Linked DNA regions of Homo sapiens: region 2 is linked to region 1. A link is a contact called in ENCODE Hi-C or POLR2A ChIA-PET data. All regions are on one chromosome and are shown on one strand. Each heading gives the region's core, a stretch centred on a gene start or an enhancer-like site at or near the end of the contact. The rest is flanking DNA. Distances are from core to core; before and after follow the strand shown. Region 1 overlaps NXN (nucleoredoxin). Region 2 overlaps NXN (nucleoredoxin).

Region 1 (5,888 bases), core at 1,211-3,710:
GAGGTGGGGGGACGCCAAATGCCAGGTCCTTGGTGAGCCCAGTGGTCCTGTGGAGATGGGTCACACAGCCCGGCTCAGCCCAGGGCACCGAAGGAAGCCGGTGGCCAGCCTGTCAGCGGCAGTGGGACTTTGGCCAGGCCGGCCTGGGGCCCAAACTCATCATCAAGACCACGGCAGAGGCCGCCACCCTGTGAGATGGACAGCTCAAGGGCACAGCCTCGAGGCCCCGACTCCCCCACCCGTACCGCCCCCCAGACACCTCAACGCACTGGCAGCATTTGGCAGGCCCCCTTCACTCGGCAGGGTGATTCTCAAAACCCCAAGATGCTTATAGGACTCCGGGTTGTGCGGTTACCCAGTTCTGCTTTTTTTTTTTTTTTTTTTTTTTTTGAGACGGAGTCTCGCTCTGTCGCCCAGGCTGGAGTGCAGTGGCAAGATCTCGGCTCACTGCAAGCTCCGTCTCCCGGGTTCACGCCATTCTCCTGCCTCAGCCTCCCGAGTAGCTGGGACTACAGGCGCCCGTCACCACGCCTGGCTAATTTTTTGTATTTTTAATAGAGACGGGGTTTCACCGTGTTAGCCAGGACGGTCTCGATCTCCTGACCTCGTGATCCGCCCGCCTCGGCCTCCCAAAGTGCTGGGATTACAGGCGTGAGCCACTGCGCGTGGCCTGGGTTACCCATTTTCACCCGAGCCTGTCAGAACACTCTGCCCTCACATGACTCAATCCACAAAATGACCAGCAGATCAAGCCACTGCCCCAGTGTAAGTCCAAAGACAGGCCAGGTGGAGGCGGCTCCCTTTGGGTGCAGGCAGGGGGTGTACCTGGCACTGCTCTGTGAAGGAATCTTTATACAAGCTCTTCAGCGGGAGAGAAACAAGTGAGATGGGACTGAGACCCCAGGGCACAGACAGACTCAAACAGGGAGCAGGACGTCCCCAGAGAAGCCCCACAGGATGTGCAGACCAGACACTCCAACAGCCAGGACCCTGCAGAGCGAGTGTGTGTGTGAGTCTGTGTGTGCACGTGTGTGTGATGGCGCGAGTGTGCATTGTGTGAGTGTAGGTGAGTGTAGGTGTGTGTGAGTGTGCATGTGTGTGACTGTAGGTGTGTGTGAGTGTAGGTGTGTGCACATATGAATGTAGGTGTTTGCATGTGAGTGTAGGGTGTGTGAGTGTAGGGTGCGTGAGTGAGAGTGTGCATATGTGTGAGTGTAGGTGTGTGCATGTGTGTAGGTGTGTGTGCGTGAGTGTAGGTGTGTGTGCGAGTGTGCATGTGTGAGTGTAGGTGTGTGCATGTGTGTAGGTGTGTGTGGGTGTGTGCGCACATGTGAATGTAGGTGTGTGCATGTGTGACTGTAGGTGTGTGCGTGTGTGAGTGTGCATATGTGTGAGTGTAGGTGTGCATGTTTGTAGGTGTGTGTGCACATGTGAATGTAGGTGTTTGCATGTGTGTAGGTTGTGTGCACGCGTGTGTGAATGTGTGAGCGTGTGTGTGCGTGTGTTCACACACCTGGAACACGTCCACTGAATGACACTGGAAGCCGTAACCACGGAATCACACAAAAGCTCAGAAATATTCAGAATTCAATCAAAAATACTGGTCAGAGTTTTGTGACGCTACAAAGCTTATGAACGAATGCACAGTTCCTTCAGAGGTATTTCGGCCCAGCCTGGCCACATTTAAATATCCTCAGAGGCAAAGAAAGGCAAACTCCCATCAAGGGATGGTGCAGTCTAGGGAGGGTGGCTGGCTTCTAAGACTAGAGAGAAGCCAGAACTGATACCAGTGAAACCAGGGACTGAGTGAGACGGGCTCTGAAGGAGAAACGGCCCCCGGCTTGGAGGACAAGGACAGGGCACCACAAATAGGGCCATCGACGCGGACGGAATGCCGCACGTGGGGCTCAGCCCAACCTCGAAGCGCTGAGAAGGCGCTTCCAAAGTGATATCCCTGGAATGATATAATGATTTCCTTAATACGTGAGCATCTTTCAAAACTAGGAGGATCTGGAATTAAGTTTAGAAGTATGAATCAAACTCATGCCACTGACGTTTCTGTGTGTCAAGAAGTGCATGCATATTTGGTATTTAACTTCAGCATTTTTTTTTTGTTTAAGAGACTACGGCCGGCCGGGCGCGGTGGCTCACGCCTGTAATCCCAGCACTTTGGGAGGCCAAGGCGGGCACATCACGAGGTCAGGAGTTTGAGACCAGCCTGGTCAAATGGAGAAACTCTGTCTCTACTAAAAATACAAAAATTAGCTGGGCGTAGTGGCAGGTGCCTATAATCCCAGCTACTCAGGAGGCTGAGGCAGGAAGATCGCTTGAACCCGGGAGGCAGAGGTTGCAGTGAGCCAAGATTGTGCCAATGTACTCCAGCCTCTGGGTAACAGAGCAAGACTCTGTCTAAAAAAAAAAAGAGCCGGGCACGGTGACTCATGCCTGTAATCCCAGCACTTTGGGAGGCCAAGGCAGGCAGATCACATGAGGTCAGGAGCTCAAGACCAGGCTGGCCAACATGGTGAAACCCTGTCTCTACTAAAAATACAAAAAGTTAGCCAGGTGTGGTGGTGGGTGCCTATAATCCCAGCTACTCCGGAGGCTGACGCAGGAGAACGGCGTGAACCCGGAAGGCAGATGTAGTGAGCAGAGATTGCGCCACTGCACTCCAGCCTGGGTGATAGAGTGAGACTCTGTCTCAAAAAAAAGAAAAGAAAAAAAGAAAAAAGGCTGTCCTAGGGTACCTTATTAGTTTCAGGTGACCCCCTGGCCTGAGCGTTGGCCACCAGCAATACCGGCAACCCACGGGCCCTCACATCCAGGAAGGAACTCCGTACCTCAGAGAGGAAGATTCTGCTCCACGGATGATGAGGTGCTGGGAAAGAAAATGCCTCTATGTGGAAAGGCCTCCTGACCCAATGGAGCAGCAGAGAGGGGGCGCGGCAGCAGCTCCACTCTAAGTGACAAGTGTCCGTCTTCCAGGCCCTCGTACGAAATGACACGTACTCGGACCAACACTGTCGTGTTCGTGAAGACGTCATCACACTCCGCTCCTCAGATATGCCCAACTGTCCATCTCATCCTGTCCACTCAAGGGCAGCACTGGGCCCCTCTCCTAGTGACTTCCCGTGGAGCTCAGTACGGAGAGTATGGGATGGTTAGCACGCACTCAATACATCAAATCCGGCCGGGCGCAGTGGCTCACGCCTGTAATCCCAGCACTTAGGGAGGAATTTCACTCTTGTCACCCAGGCTGGAGTGCAGTGGTGTGATCTCGGCTCACTACAACCTCCGCCTCCCAGGTTCAAGTGATTCTCCTGCCTCAGCCTCCCGAGTAGCTGGGATTATAGGTGACCACCACCACGCCTGGCTAATTTTTGTATTTTTAGTAGAGATGGGGTTTCGCCATGTTGGCCAGGCTGATCTCGAACTCCTGACCTCAGGTGATCCACCCACCTCGGCCTCCCAAAGTCCAGGGATTACAGGCGTGAGCCACCATGCCTAGGCAGTAGTTACAAATTCAGCTGAGTCTTCTAGGTGCTAAAGCAAAGAAAATAATTGTGGTTCATAATGAAATTCAAAGTATACAAAAGATAAAAACAAAAGCCTGCCACCCGGTAGGTTTTGAAGGCGATGAGGCACTCACAGTTCAGCTGACATCCATCCATATGATGAGGGCCAGTGTCCACTCTAGATCCCTAAGCTCTGTAGGTTTTGAAGGCGACAAGGCACCCACAGTTCAGCTGACTTCCATCTGTATGATGAGGGCGAGTGTCCACTCTAGATCCCTAAGCTCTGTAGGTTTTGAAGGCGACGAGGCACTCACAGTTCAGCTGACACCCATCCGTACGATGAGGGCGAGTGTCCACTCTAGATCCCTAAGCTCTGTAGGTTTTGAAGGCGATGAGGCACTCACAGTTCAGCTGACTTCCATCCGTATGATGAGGGCGAGTGTCCACTCTAGATCCCTAAGCTCTGTAGGTTTTGAAGGCGATGAGGCACTCACAGTTCAGCTGACTTCCATCCGTATGATGAGGGCGAGTGTCCACTCTAGATCCCTAAGCTCTGTAGGTTTTGAAGGCGATGAGGCACCCACAGTTCAGCTGACATCCATCCGTACAATGAGGGCCAGTGTCCACTCTAGATCCCTAAGCTCTGCAAAGCGCAGGGCCTGTTATCTGTTTTATTCAAGATAAAAACGTTCTTCTTGGCCTGAACGTTTAACGTGCCTCCGGATCATGTGTGAGGGGTGCTCCAAGACCCAGCCACGTCAAACAGAGTCACACTTTGTACACACCTGTGCACACACGTGCACACACAGAGGCCAGTAGGGAGGATAAGAGGGGCCTGAATGTGACCGGCGGGCCTTTGTTAGGGGAGTCGGAGGAAGACACACATCAGAGACCATCACCTCCTGGTGTATAAGGGGAACAGGGATTAGAAGAAACCCAGGATATCTCTGTATGGAGAAAGGATGGAAAATCCACAGCCATCAGGAGGGGCAGGACACGGCGCTCGGTAACGCTTGGGAGAGACCTGGGCCCTACGTAGCTGACTAGCATCTCACCTGTAGCCCCTCCAAGGGCCTCTGGTTGCAACTGGAAGCTGAGGCCGAAACCCCTTCCCACTGTCCAGTTACAATCAGGCAGTCACGTCGCTTTTAATTAACACAGAGTCGTTCTGGGGACGAAGACCTGAATCCCATGGATTAGAAGGACAAAGTACAACCCATGTATTTTTTTAAAGTGCAAAATGCTTACAGCCCCCCAGACCTTCACTGTCCCTGTCATGGTCTCTAAGGAGAGTGCCCTGTGAGGACCAGGCCAGGTCTATCCTGTGACGTTGCAGCCAAGATCCTTCTGCAAGAAAACGTGTCGGCCGGGCCTCTGCACGTGCGGTTCCGTCTGCCGGGACCTTCCCTCCACCATCTGCTTGGTCCGTTCCTACTTGGTTTCCAGATCCCCTGGGGCATCCTTGGTCTTCTCTGGTCTCCCCGACGAGGCCAAATCTCCCTACCCCAGCACTGGCGGCTTCGCATTCAAAGCACTCACAGTTCAACTGACATCCATCTGCACGATTAGGGTGAGTCTCCGCTCTAGACCTATACGCTCTGCAAAGGGCAGGACCTGTATCTGTTTTATTCAAGTCTGTGACTCCAATCCCAGGCAGAATGCAATGGCATCCAGTCAGCCCTCAGTAAAGACATTCACTCAGCAATGAACGAATAAATGAATTAAGAGATGGGAAGCCCTCCTGACCCCCACACAGTGGTAATTCAGCCAGCTATTCAGGACCACTGGCGTAGGGGCATCCCGAAACTTATCTCAACAAACACAGCTCCTACCCCCAGGCACGGGCACCTTAAGTGTCTCTGCAGAGGGCCAGGCAGGAGTAAGCGCTGACCTCCTTGGCATCTCCAACTTGGGGCCTTTTCTTCTGGTCCACTAGGCAACATCATGTCCCTCAACTTTTGTTTGGAAAGCAAACGCTTTCATTTATGCTGTTAACAGGAGGCAGCAGCACCCCCCGACACACCCCAAATTCCCCTAGGATTAACGAATGGATCTAGACTATTAATACTCCAAGTGTGGTCCATGGGCTGGCAACATCAGCACTGCCTGGAGGCTGCTCAGAAACAGTCTCTCAGCTCCCGCTTAGCCCCACCAAATCCAAATCTCCATTTTCAGATCTCCAGGTGATTCTCATATGTACTTGGGATTGAGAAGCACCAATCTAAAATTAAATATTATTTTTTTTAAAACTTCTGCTCCAAACAAACCCATATATGTATTCTAAATGGTGAAGAAAAAAGGTCAAAGAGCCTAATGAGGCCAGACGTGGTGGCTCACGCCTGTAATCCCAGCACTTTGGGAGGCCGAGGTGGG
Region 2 (5,888 bases), core at 1,189-3,688, 72 kb after region 1:
GAAACCCTGTCTCTACTAAAAAAAATACAAAAAGTTAGCCGGGCGTGGTGGTGGGCGCCTGTGGTCCCAGCTACTTGAGAGGCTGAGGCAGGAGAATGGCATGAACCTGGGAGGCGGAGCTTGCAGTGAGCTGAGATTGCACCACTGCACTCCAGCCTGGGGGACTGAGCAAGACTCTGACTCAAAAAATAAATAAATAAATAAATAAATAATAAAACGAAGCTGTGTGTAGTGGCGTGCACCTAGAGTCCTAGCTACTTGGGGGGCTGAGGTGGGAGGATCCCTTGAACCCAGAAGTTTGAGGTGACAGTGAGCTATGACTGCACCACTGCACTCCAGCCTGGGTGACAGGGCGAGACCCTGTCTCTAAAAAATAATAATCATGTAAAAAAAACAGAGAGATTCGGGGAACTGTGGATGATGACTGCAGGGCATGGTCAAAAAGAAGCAGAGAAAACTCGCCAAAGCGAGTCAGGGAAGTGTGTCCGGCACTGTCCAGGGGAAGGACAACACTCTGGACACAAAGATTTGATGGCCACAGGAAAAGGGCCGTTGGGCTGGGGACAGGCTGGGACGGATCCTCCTCCTCCATTCTCTCCCCATCCACCCGACTTTCTAGAACACCTTCTGGACCCTGGTTTGCTTCTCCAGCCACCTAGCAGGGAAGTGGAGTCTTGAATCCAAACGTTCAGATACTAGAAAAGGGATGGACGGTCCCTCGGGAATTAATAAGCTAAACGGAGCTGAAGACGGATCCCAAGTGTCTCAACAGCTCTGGATGTCCCGATAAAACATGTTTCTAGAATGTGAACAGTTTTGAAACATCTGTATTCCAATCACCAATCCAGAATCTTGGGAGCTAAAGAAAGTGTGGGCTTTCCCCCAAAACAAACACTCAGCGGAGGACACAGGAGAATGACCAAGGTGTAAATGAAAGAAGAATCTGGCCTGGGGCATCCTATGGCGAGCGCCATCCCCTTTAGGGGTAAGAGGGACATCTAAGACCAAGCGGAGCTGAGTCAGGCCTCCTGGGTGGGATGATACAGTATGAAAGAGAGGTCCAGGAAAGGGTCTCATTCAGGCTGACATGTCCCATCATGATCAGTCAAGTTTAGGACAGAGACTAATAAGACTCAACATATGCGGCCGGTCGCAGTGGCTCACGCCTGTAATCCCAGCATTTTGGGAGGCCGAGACGGGCGGATCACGAGGTCAGAGGTTGAGACCAGCCTGGCCAAGAGACCAGTCTGGCCAACATGGTGACACCTCGTCTCTACTAAAAATACAAAAATTAGCTGGGCGTGGTGCAGGCGCCCGTCATCCCAGCTACTTGGGAGGCTGAGGCAGGAGAATCACTTGAACCCGGGAGGTGGAGGTTGCAGTGAGCGGAGATCGCACCACTACACTCCAGCCTGGGCAACAAGAGCGAGACTCAATCTCAAAAAAAAGAAAAGAAAAGGAAAAAAAAAAGAGTTCAGGATTTCATAGTCCGTCTCCTATGTCTAGTCTTTCATTTCTCATAATCGTTTCTTAGCCAGGAATCATCTCTGGAAGTAAATGGCTTCCTTTTCTTTGCGCACACATGCCCCTCTCTGAAGAGAGGCGCCATGCCCACCTGGGGGCTGCGGTACTCGCTTTTTTTTTTTTTTTTTTTTTTTTTTTTGAGACAGAGTCGCTCTGTCCCCCAGGCTGGAGTGCAGTGGCGCAATCTCAGCTCACTGCAAGCTCTGCCTCCCGGGTTCACGCCATTCTCCTGTCTCAGCCTCCCGAGTAGCTGGGACTACAGGCGCCCGCCACCACGCCCGGCTAATTTTTTTTTTTTGTATTTTTTTAGTAGAGACGGGGTTTCACCGTGTCAGCCAGGATGGTCTCGATCTCCTGACCTCGTGATCCGCCCGCCTCGGCCTCCCAAAGTGCTGGGATTATAGGCGTGAGCCACCGCGCCCAGCTGTGGTACTCACTTTTAATGCTCCTTAGAAAATTCTAACCAAAGGCTCCAAACGCAGCTCAAAACCCTGGCATGGAACCACACAAAAGGCACAAAGAGGCTGGGGCCAGGTGGAGCCCATCAGAAATTGAAGGCTCTGTGTCAGGAGCCACCCCATTCTGACCACGGGTCCGGGTTTCTCCACGGAAGCAGCTCCCAGGTCCCCAGTGTTAGGCAGAGTGGATTTCAGTCAGGAAAACTACGCAAGGCCATGTTCTTAGAATCTCTCCAACATTATTCTTGGCTCTGCTGACATTGCTTTGGCTTTAAAAAATCAATAAATTAAGCAAGCAGAAGGTTCTCTAACATCCAAGCTGGACTAAAGGGTTTTGCTCTTACCGAGCCAGAGGGAATATTTATTCCAAGAGACGTAAGATAGATTCTGCTGGACACCTGCCACTTGCTCATGATTCTTCCCTGGGAGGCTGGCAGCGCACGGAGAGGCTTCGCTCCACGGGAACCAACACCGTTGGCCGGCGCGGTGGCTCACGCCAGGAATCCCAGCACTTTGGAAGGCCAATGTGGGTGGATCACCTGAGGTCAGGAGTTCGAGATCAGCCTGGCCAATGTGGTGAAACCCCATCTCTACTAAAAATACAAAAAATTAGCCGGGCGTGGTGGCACACAGCTGTAGTCCCAGCTACTCAGGAGACTGAGGCAGGAGAATCACTTCAACTCGGGAGGTGGAGCTTGCAGTGAGCTGAGATCGTGCCACTGCACTCCAACCTGGGCGACAGAGTGAGACTCTGTCTCAAAAAAAAAAAAAAAATAGAAATAATACCTCTTACTACACTGGATGGTTTGAATTCCAACCTAAAGCAAAAAGAGGAAGGCTTTGATCTCATTCTATTGTTTATCCTAACATTTTTGCCTGACAGTCTGGATAAAACAAACTTTTATTTTGTTATTTATTTATTTTTTTTCAGATCCAGGCTGGAGTGCAGTGGAGTGATCATGGCTACGGCCTTAACCTCCTGGGCTCAAGCAATCCTGCCACCTCTGCCTCCCAAGTAGCTGGGACTACAAGGCGTGAACCACCACACTTGGCTAATTTTTGTATTTTTTTTTTTCTGTAGAGATGGGGGTCTCACCATGTTGCCCAGGCTGGTCTCGAACTCCTGGCCTCAAGCAATTCACCCGCCTCAACCTTCCAAAGTGCTGGGATTACAGGCGTGAGCCACCGCGCCTGGCCTCAGTCTTTTATCTGGTGGGAGCTCCATAAATCCATGCTAGCTGACCGGCCAGTCCTCTCCCAGGCAAGTGGCCACAGCGACGAAGGTTTGGCGGAGGTGCAGGGGGAGGTGTGGACAACGTACAGTCACAAGGCAGCGTCCGATTCAGTGAGGGTGACTGGGGAAGCTGCCGTTCATGAGCTCTTGTCACCAACTTGGGAAGCTGCCGTTCATATGCTCGTCACCAAAGTCAAGAATACCTTCTTCTGCACCACATTCTCGGAGATTTTCCAAATCCCGGGCATTTTCAGGCCTTCACTCCCTCCACTAATACCCCACAGCTTACTCCTCCCAAGTGAAGAGGCCGAGAAAAGAATCCATTTTATTTGTCAGAACCAGCCATAAGGTAAACAAATACAAAGAAAGTGTGTGCTCGCCAATTAAACGGGAATGCAGGCTTCTGGCGGAGACATGACCCCATTTTTCCATTCGCTCCATGTCAGTGAACCACCGTCACAGAGCTGGCCCCTATGGCTTGAGGGGGAAAAAAGAGAAAGGCTTTCTACGTGTTTCTACATGCCTTTTCCACCTCCTTTTTCCTAAGAAAAAGGCAGAATTCCATTTGACCCAATTCCCATTCGATGGAAAAGAAGAACAGAGAGGCAAGGACGTGGGCTTCAGCGTCACGGAGGCCTGAGTTTAAACCCTTGGATCTATGACAACCCACTAGCCGTGAGGTTCAAAGCAAGTCCACCAGACCTCTCCAAGCCTCAGCTCCCTCGTGTAAAACAGAGAGGTCTGTAACTGCCACACGGGTCACGGTTGAGAAGCGTGCCAGGTACAGCACATGCTCAGGAGTGTTCCTGTCTCCTCAACTTGGGTTCATACGACACGGATGGGGCGCAGGTACCGTACGGGGTACAGAGAGGGACAGAAAGCAGGGTTTAAGGGACTTCTCATGCAATAAAAAGGAAAATCTGTATCTTACAGCAGGACTAAGTTCCACAAGATTAGTTTTAATTTATAATCTTTACTTCTTTGAGACAGGGCCTCGCTCTGTTCCTCAGGCTGGAGTGCAGGGGTGCAAGCACAGCTCACTGCAACCTCGACCTCCTGGGCTCAAGCGATCCTCCCACCTCAGCCTCCTGAGTAGCAGGGACCACAGGCATGCATCACCACTCCTGGCTAATTTTTAAAATCATTCTGTAGAGATGGGGTCTCGCTGTGTTGCCCAGTCTGGCAAAGAAATCCTGGGCTTAAAGGATCTGGCCACCTTGGCCCCCCAAAGTCCTGGGATGACAGGCATGAGCCATCACACCTGGTCTCAGCAAGGTTTTTTGACTTCAAGAAAACGAGGGTGCTCTTAGGTCTTCAGACAATTGCTATTATCAATCATAGCAAAAAATAAAAAATAAATACAGCTGGGATGAGAGAGGACATTCTAGATGCATCAGAACTTACATAAAGATTGACAGAGGCCAGGTGTGGTGGCTCGCACCTGTAATCCCAGCACTTTGGGAGGCCAGGGCAGGTGGATCACCTGAGGTCAGGAGTTCGAGACCAGCCTGACCAACATGGAGAAACCCCGTCTCTACTAAAAATACAAAAATTAGCTGGACATGGTGGTGGGCACCTGTAATCCCAGCTACCCAGGAGGCTGAGGCAGGAGAATCACTTGAACCCAGGAGGTGGAGGTTGCTGTGAGCTGAGATCGCACCACTGCACTCCAGCCTGGGGGCGACAAGTGCAAAACAAAACTCCATCTCAAAAAAAAAAAAAAAAAAAAGATTGACGGAGCCACTTGAAACATCTGACTCAGAAGAAACAAGAACCAGAACGCTGGGGGTTCTAAGCCTTACAGCACAAAGAGAAAGACACTAATGTTTGTGGTTAACCGATGGATTGTGGTCAGGAAACAGGTTCAAATCTCATCTCCACCACCTGCCAGCTATGTGGCACTTACCTTCTCAGGAGGATTAAGTGGGAAGACAGAGCAGAAAGCCCAGCGCCTGCACGTGCCACACTTGCCTTCTCAGGAGGATTAAGTGAGAAGACAGAGCAGAAAGCCCAGCACCTGCACGTGCCCTGTGCTTCAGTGATGAAGCTACCGTTGTCGAAACATACTGAAAAGCTCTAAGCCCTGCTACCCGCAGTGATCCTGCATCGGAGGCAAAAAGACCACAGGAAGGTAGAAATGAATGAGAAATGCAGAGAGATTGGCCGGATGCGGTGGCTCACGCCTTTCATCCCAGCACTTTGGGAGGCCAAAACAGGTGGATCGCCTGAGGTCAGGAGTTCAAGACCAGCCTGGCCAACAAGGCAAAACCCTGTCTCCACTAAAATACAAAAATTAGCCTGGTGGTGGCGTGTGCCTGTAATCCCAGCTAGGAGAATCGCTTGAACCCGGGAGGCGGAGGTTGCAGTGAGCCGAGATTGCTCCATTGCACTACAGCCTGAGCAACAGAGCGAGACTGTGAAAGAAAAGAAAAGAAGAAAGAAAGAAAAAGAAAGAAAGAAAGAAAGAAAGAAAGAAAGAAAGAAAGAAAGAAAGAAAGAAAGAAAGAAAAAGAAAGAAAGAAAAGAGAGAGAAAAGAAATGCAGACAGATTAATTGTTGGCTGTTGCAGAATGCAAAATGAGGAATGACACTCGGGTTTCAAGTCTAAGGCTGTGGATATTTCGGAGCCTGGTGAAAAGCAAAGCACTGCCACGTTTTCCCTTCGCTCCCCC

What was found. A loop is a pair of places that touch in the nucleus more often than their neighbours do. ChIA-PET counts read pairs that join two places held with the same protein, here RNA polymerase II (POLR2A). Pooled maps may share reads with other maps.
Region 2: a pooled map shows a loop between it and region 1 (9-fold over the local background). The contact joins two enhancer-like sites. A Hi-C loop is called at or near these places in 6 of 168 maps with a recorded cell type or tissue (GM13976, body of pancreas, endothelial cell of hepatic sinusoid and 3 more) and 5 of 50 pooled maps. POLR2A ChIA-PET finds 5 or more read pairs at or near these places in 3 of 52 experiments (AG04449, H1 and MCF 10A).

Annotation. Positions count from the first base shown.
Region 1 is chr17:811,556-817,443 of GRCh38, forward strand. All of the region lies in intron 5 of NXN (nucleoredoxin), which reads right to left. Among named protein-coding and RNA genes, the nearest start is that of MRM3, 32 kb to the left of the region's middle. Within about 2 kb of position 2,461, at least 2 of the 41 ENCODE cell types and tissues checked have a DNase peak (open chromatin) inside an H3K27ac peak, as active enhancers do; they include psoas muscle, where a contact is called at or near this core.
Region 2 is chr17:884,038-889,925 of GRCh38, forward strand. All of the region lies in intron 1 of NXN (nucleoredoxin), which reads right to left. Among named protein-coding and RNA genes, the nearest start is that of NXN, 93 kb to the right of the region's middle. RefSeq lists an enhancer at 3,222-3,721. Within about 2 kb of position 2,439, at least 16 of the 41 ENCODE cell types and tissues checked have a DNase peak (open chromatin) inside an H3K27ac peak, as active enhancers do; they include psoas muscle, where a contact is called at or near this core.